Regions from separate parts of the Homo sapiens genome. Here region 1 is linked to region 2. A link is a contact called in ENCODE POLR2A ChIA-PET data. All regions are on one chromosome and are shown on one strand. Each heading gives the region's core, a stretch centred on a gene start or an enhancer-like site at or near the end of the contact. The rest is flanking DNA. Distances are from core to core; before and after follow the strand shown.

The links. ChIA-PET counts read pairs that join two places held with the same protein, here RNA polymerase II (POLR2A).
Region 1: POLR2A ChIA-PET joins it to region 2 with 13 read pairs in activated CD4-positive, alpha-beta T cell. The contact joins the promoter of ASIC4 here to the promoter of TUBA4A in region 2. POLR2A ChIA-PET finds 5 or more read pairs at or near these places in 4 of 52 experiments (HEK293, PC-9, WTC11 and 1 more).

Annotation. Positions count from the first base shown.
Region 1 is chr2:219,512,665-219,515,898 of GRCh38, forward strand. ASIC4 (acid sensing ion channel subunit family member 4) reads left to right here and starts at 1,818. Exons shown (of 10, transcript NM_018674.6): 1 at 1,818-2,642. The coding sequence starts at 2,061. The region is part of intron 1 of ASIC4-AS1 (ASIC4 antisense RNA 1); the gene reads right to left. RefSeq lists an enhancer at 1-456 and a silencer at 1,741-1,916.
Region 2 is chr2:219,252,566-219,255,889 of GRCh38, forward strand. TUBA4A (tubulin alpha 4a) reads right to left here and starts at 1,353. Exons shown (of 4, transcript NM_006000.3): 1 at 1,291-1,353. The coding sequence starts at 1,293. TUBA4B (tubulin alpha 4b) reads left to right here and starts at 678. Exons shown (of 4, transcript NM_001355221.1): 1 at 678-854. The coding sequence starts at 843. RefSeq lists enhancers at 736-815, 846-905, 2,336-2,405 and a silencer at 1,316-1,685.

The DNA.
Region 1 (3,234 bases), core at 568-3,067, 260 kb after region 2:
GCGGCTTTGTCCAATGCCAATCCCACTTTCCCTTCTGGGACACTATGTCCCAGCCAGATGCATCACCCTGCCCCAGGGGTCTTATCTTCCCAGCTTGGGGAACCAGCTGACCCAGACTCATTGGAGGCTTGTGGGGAAGCCCAGCTGTGGGGTCCCTGGGGAAGCCACTTTGCCTAAAGGCTAGGGACAACCTAAGCAGGGCACCACGCATGGTCAGGGCTGGGTGTGTGGGCAGGCTCCATGCTGGGGTGACCCTGATGGGGCCTGACCTGGCCTTGCAGCCAGGGTGGGCAAAGTGGCTTCCAGCTGCTAAGGGAGCCATCCCTAGGCCCCTCCCCTGGGGCCAGGCAGAGGCTGCGGGGCCAGGCCTGACGCAGGGGGCGGGGTGGCCGTTGGGCAGCGGGTGGACCTCGGGCTCTAATCCCCAGCAGCTGCCGTTTCCCTCAGATCGATTCCTTTCTCACTTTTTTTCTCAGCTGCTGGTTCTGCGGCTTGGATCGATGGAGCCACCTCCCCCCGCCCGTCCACGCTTCCTCTCCCTGCTGCTCATTAGCGCCCCGATTAATCAGCCCCCCTTTCCTCCCGGGGACAAGGGCTTCCTCCCCCGTGAGGGCACATGCTGTCGGATGGGGCCCCAGAGCACAAGCACTGATTCTTGCCACCCCCACCCTGGGGGCATGGATGCATCCCCTCCTGGCCAGTCAACTGAGGCTCCCACCCCCACCTATGATGATGGCCCACATGCCTGTTCCCCTCCACGAGAACACAGCAGACCCCTTAGGGCTCTCCTGCCCCACTCTGCCAGGCACCCCTCAAACCCCTTTCTTTAGGAGAGCATTCGCTCCCATTGACGCCCAGCACATCTTCCTGCTCCCTTCCACGCCCCCACTGGGGCTCTTCCTCTCCCTCCATTGCATGCCCTGTCCCCCTACATATAGAGCACCCCGGAAGCACACCTCCCCTTTGCTCCCTGGCTTGCTTACCCAACAGCCCTCCCCCGAAGCCTGGTTGTGGCAAGGGATTTGGGGAACATTTGGGGAAGCAAAGTGGCCACAGATATGCAAGCTGGCCAGGGTGCTGTCTGTCCCAGACATATGAATGACTGAGATTGGGGTTGGGGGCAAAATGAGGGTGAGGGCAGCCAGCCTCCCAGAGGGGGCAGGGGCATGGTGGGTGTTGAAGTCTGGAGCAAAGCTCCAGGGAAGCTGAGAATCTTGAAGTCACAGTTGTCCCCTGGTCTGTCTAGCCTGCCCTCCTCTGCCCCCCTCCCTCCGTCATTCAAACAAGTGGCTCTCTCAAGGAGTTTCTGGAAGCTGCTGTGAGTCGGGTAGTGGGATCAGGTGGTGGCTGGGTGCTGGAGTCAGGAGTCTCAGAGGCCAGGAGGTGGGGGGATAGAGTTGGCTGACCCTTCATGGGGTGTGGGCCAGGAAAGTGGCAAAGAATGAGCTGAGGACCCTGGGCACGGCACCCTTCCCTGGGTGGCCAGGAAGTGGGGAGATCTGGGGACCCAGTGAGCGGCTAGGGTGCAGCAGGAGTTTGGGGGATAGCCCCAGTCTTGGGATCTCTGTCCTGGGCTGGGGACTGCCCCCTCCCCTGGCCTGGCTCCTGACGCCCGTGCTGCCGGTGAAACGCTGTTGACATGTCCTGAATTATTAAGCGTGGGGAGGGCTCCGGAGCACATGCTGAGCGGAGCGGCTGGGGCTGCGCGGCGTGGCGGAGCAGCGCTCGCTCCCTCGCTCACTCGCTCGCTCGCAGGGACACACGCAGGGGCTGACAGCTGTGCTGGTGCTGATAAGGGAAGCCACAAGGAGACGATCGAGGAGAGAGACAAGCGGCAGCAGAGGCAGCAGCGGCAGAGGCAGCACCAGGGCTGCGGAGCTGCTGGGAGTGGGAGTGACTCCCCCACCTCGGGCCCCCACCCTGTCCCTGTCCTCTTCCCGCTTGCCCTGAGTTTAGAAGAGCAGCCGCTGCCACCACTGCCACTCGGGAGGGCACCAGGGCTGCTGGCTAGGGAGGGACAGGGCAGGGAGGCTCTGGCCAGTCCCAGCAGCCGGGGACAGATGCCGATCGAGATTGTGTGCAAAATCAAATTTGCTGAGGAGGATGCGAAACCCAAGGAGAAGGAGGCAGGGGATGAGCAGAGCCTCCTCGGGGCTGTTGCCCCTGGAGCAGCCCCCCGAGACCTGGCCACCTTTGCCAGCACCAGCACCCTGCATGGACTGGGCCGGGCCTGTGGCCCAGGCCCCCACGGACTGCGCAGAACCCTGTGGGCACTGGCCCTACTCACCTCGCTGGCTGCCTTCCTGTACCAGGCGGCTGGCCTGGCCCGGGGCTACCTGACCCGGCCTCACCTGGTGGCAATGGACCCCGCTGCCCCAGCCCCAGTGGCGGGCTTCCCGGCTGTCACCCTCTGCAATATCAACCGCTTCCGGCATTCGGCACTCAGCGATGCCGACATCTTCCACCTGGCCAATCTGACAGGGCTGCCCCCCAAAGACCGGGATGGGCACCGTGCGGCTGGCCTGCGCTACCCAGAGCCTGACATGGTAGACATCCTCAACCGCACTGGCCACCAGCTCGCCGACATGCTTAAGAGCTGCAACTTCAGTGGGCATCACTGCTCCGCCAGCAACTTCTCTGTGGTGAGTTCTGCCAGCTGGGCTGCCTGGCCTTGGATGGCCGGAGGCTGGGGAGTGGGGAGGAGTGGTGGCAGTGGTGTACAGGGGCATCCTCAACAGGGCTTCCCTTCATTCCACCACCAGAGGCTGGCCTCGTGTTTCCCCAAGCCTGGCGTCTCCCTCTGGCTTCCCAGCCATGGAGCAGTGGCCGCTCATAGGGGCTTACCCTGGGGCGCCTGCTGCTCCTCTTCTTGGTTTTGCTGCTGCTGCAGTGCCCAGGTCTGGGAGTTGGGGTGGGGGTTCCTAGGCATGGGCCCAGGTGTCCTGGAGCTGGCTGGCTTGCAGGGAACGCACGCACCATCCCAAGGCCAGACCAACTGACTCTCACTTTTCTCTTGCTCCCTTTTTCTTCTGAGGCTACTGGATTCTTCCCACCAAACGAAGGAGATAGGGAGGGGAGGTTTGGGGGGCTCCATCTAGGGAAGGACCCCGGGTGGCCTCCTGGGGAGCTGGCCTGGTGGGCAGGCTGGAGAGACCCGGTCTTCAGGACACTGGGTGCCAGTGTCTCTTCTGGATCTCTGTGTGTCTCTCACATGCCTGCCTCACAGACTCCCTC
Region 2 (3,324 bases), core at 103-2,602:
TGCTTTGAGTATGAACAGCTAGAATTCATAGAACCCTTTCCCTCTTTCTTTCCTGTAAGCTGCAGAGGTGTCTCAGCCATCCAATCTGGCATCAACTGACCACACGCCATCAGGATGCCCTCCTCCCTCACCTTTAAATCCCATCTGGCTCTGGGGATCAATCCCATCTGGCTCCTCTCCCCACCTCCACCCCCGCACCCTGGGTGTCTTCACCACTTTCATCTCCCGTGTCAGCCCGCACGGAAATAGCGGCGGTAATGCTTGTAAGCTCAGACAGCAGGGGCCAGCAATAAGGTTTGAGGGTACTGGGGCGCTCACTGCCTTAGGCTCCGTCCCTGTCAGCCCGAAATTAACCCCTAAAGCACTAAAGTCCGGCAGGGCCCGCGCGCTCTTCCCACACCGAAATGGCGGGGTGACGGTTTCCAAATACCCAGAAAGGAAGTGGAACCTGCGGTGAGGCCCCAGAGGTGACCCGCCTTGTCCCGGGCAGGATGGGCGCCATCCTGCAGCCCAGCCCTACATCCGCTCTCCCTCTGGAGTCTTTACAGTTATTTCCCAGCCCAAAGCGGGGATTGGGTTTCGGCCCCCGCTCCTGGGCTATAAATACCACCCCCTACATGCACCTCTCTCCCCTCCCCCCAACCTGGCCTCGGCCCGCGCAGTGCTCAGCGCCAGCTGTCTCTGCCCATCCGCGCACCCGGGCTTCGGCTGGAGAGGGCCAGCTCGCTTCAGGAGGCCGAACCCCGTTCCCACCAACCCTCTCAGCTCAGACGCGGGGTGCTGAGTCACGGGGGGGGGGTGGTTCTGTGGATAGTTGGAATGCATACACAGAGGAAAGGGGGATGCGGCACCAGGTAACCTGACCCCTTCCACCTTCTAGCGCCAAGCACGTGCTCGGTCAGTGCTGAGGACCAGGGACTGGGGATGTAAGAGGGCAGCCAAACCCGTCTTCTTTTGCCCGCGGAAAGGACGGGGCGCGGGCCCGCGTGACTCTCATACAGAGTCGGGACACAAATGCTCGTAAGGCAGGAGCAGAGTGCCAGGAAGGGTTCCTCTCTGTTACTGAAGAGTCGCACTCCACCCCAAGCCCCAACCCCAGCCACCGAAGGTGAACTATACGGCTCGGCCAAAGTCACCAGGAGGGGGTTGGGGAGGGAGGATGCAAAACCCTCGCACCTCCTGGAGACCCGGAACGCCCGGTGGAGGTCCCCGAGCATGCCTGGAAGAAGTGTCCCCCAAAGGAGAGGGGCAATTAGGGGACAGGCGCGACCCCGGCCGGGCCGCACTCACCATGGTGAGTCCGGGCGGTGCGTCTCACGTTGAGTCGGGGTGACAGGTCTCAGTGAGAACTGCGCTAGCTGCAGTGCCGCACCGCCCTTATAGGCGGGGGGGGGGCGGGGCCCGCGTTCCCCGCTCGCCCACTAGAGGCTGGGCGGCCCGCAGGCCACGCCTCCCGGGAGGGTAAGCGGCCCCCCCGAGGGGCGGAGCCTGGCCTGGTACCCTCCCCAAGCTGCGCGGGGGTCCCTCACCTGTCCCGCTGGGATTAAGAGTCGCGATTCGGGCTTTAACCATTCTTTCCTCGTTTTGAGCAGACACGCTGGGCTCCCGAGGGCCTCCGCGGAGATGCAGGGTGCTGTGGCAGGGCGAGTCTCACCTGCACCTGCGTCCTGGAGGCACCGGTCATCCAGGTGTTCTGACTTAGGTCGGGAGCAGGCGAGGCGGTCCTTCCCAAGCGGCCACAGCTGGCCTTCACCCCTGCCCTTCCAGCCCTGCCTCCCAGGAGACTCGGGCCGGCTGTGAGGCTGTGGCGCGTCCCCGGGGAGCCCTTGCCAGCTGCCTGACGCTTCCTGGTCCCCGGCCGGGGCGGCAGCCTTTCGCCGACGCCTGTGGGCGGCCGAGGACCCAGAACTGCACAGCCTGAGCCCCAGATTGCCAATGCCTTAGGCGCTCCCGCAGAGTCGAGCCCCGCAGCCTGTCTGCCGGGGCCGACCCCGGAATCTGCCGCGGCTCGCCGGCCGCCCGCGGGTCAGTGGCGCTGTCATCAGCGCAGTCACTATGATGCCCTCGCTGAGGGCACCTGCCCACTCCCCTGCTGCCAGAACTGCGGGAGCGCTGACCGGGGGACCTCAGGACCTGGATTCTCCTCCAGGCTACCCTGTGTGACCTTGAGCAAGTGACTTAACCTCACTGAGTCCTTGACATTTTCGTGGGTGAAAAGGAGACAGTGATGTCATAGTGGAAACATTGTTGTAAGCTATCAAAATGTCTGTTGCCTCTGAAGAGAAAAGAAGAAAATCGAGATTCTCATATCTTGGATGATTCTGACTCTTGGTCTCTTCTGTCTCTAACCCAAGAGCAGGATCTGCAACCCGCACCTTAATGGTCTCAGCACTCAGCCCCTGGTCTCCGCAGAAGCCCTTCTTTCTACATTTCATTCCGTTCTCTCCACCCCATCTTTTCAAGCTACTTCTGCTTTCTCTTTCTCTCTCTCTCTCTCTCTTTTGAGTCAGTGTCTTGCTGTGTCACCCAGGCTAGAGTGCAGTGGTGCAATCTCAGCTCATTGCAACCTCCATCTCCCGGCTCAAGGCCATCCTTCTACCTCATCCTTCCACCTCAGCCTCCTCAGTAGCTGAGACCACAGGCGTGCACCAACACCATGCCCAGCTTATTTTATTTATTTATCTATTTTTGAGATGGAGTTTCGCTCTTGTTGCCCAGGCTGGAGTGCAATGGCACGATTTCGGCTCACCTCAACACCTGCCTCGCGGGTTCTAGCGATTCTCCTGCCTCAGCCTCTGGAGTAGCTGGGATTACAGGCATGGATGCCTGGATGATTTTTGTATTTTTAGTAGAGACGGGGTTTCACCATGTTGGTCAGGCTGGTCTCCAACTCCTGACCTTAGATGATCCACCTGCTTCAGCCTCCCAAAGTGCTGGGATTACAGGTGTGAGCCCCCACACCCGGCCTTATTTTTTGTATTTTTAGTAGAGACAAGGTCTCGCCATATTGTCCAGATTTGTCTTGAACTCCTGAGCTCAAGCGATCCACCCGCCTCAACCTCCCAAAGTGCTGGGATTACAGGCCTGAGCAACCACCCCAGCCTGCCTTGCATTTTCTAATTGTCTCCCTTCACTGGGGAAAGTCATCTGGCAGTGCCCCAGGTGCTGCTGGTTTGCAGATCTTAAGAAACCTGTCTTCCTGGCTCTACATCACTTGGAAAGGATTCACCCCTCCCTCCCCCATCACCTGACAACACAACATAATACCATGAAAGAACTAGTGATGGCAACTCTCTATCAACAAAATAGGCAAGGCATGGAAAG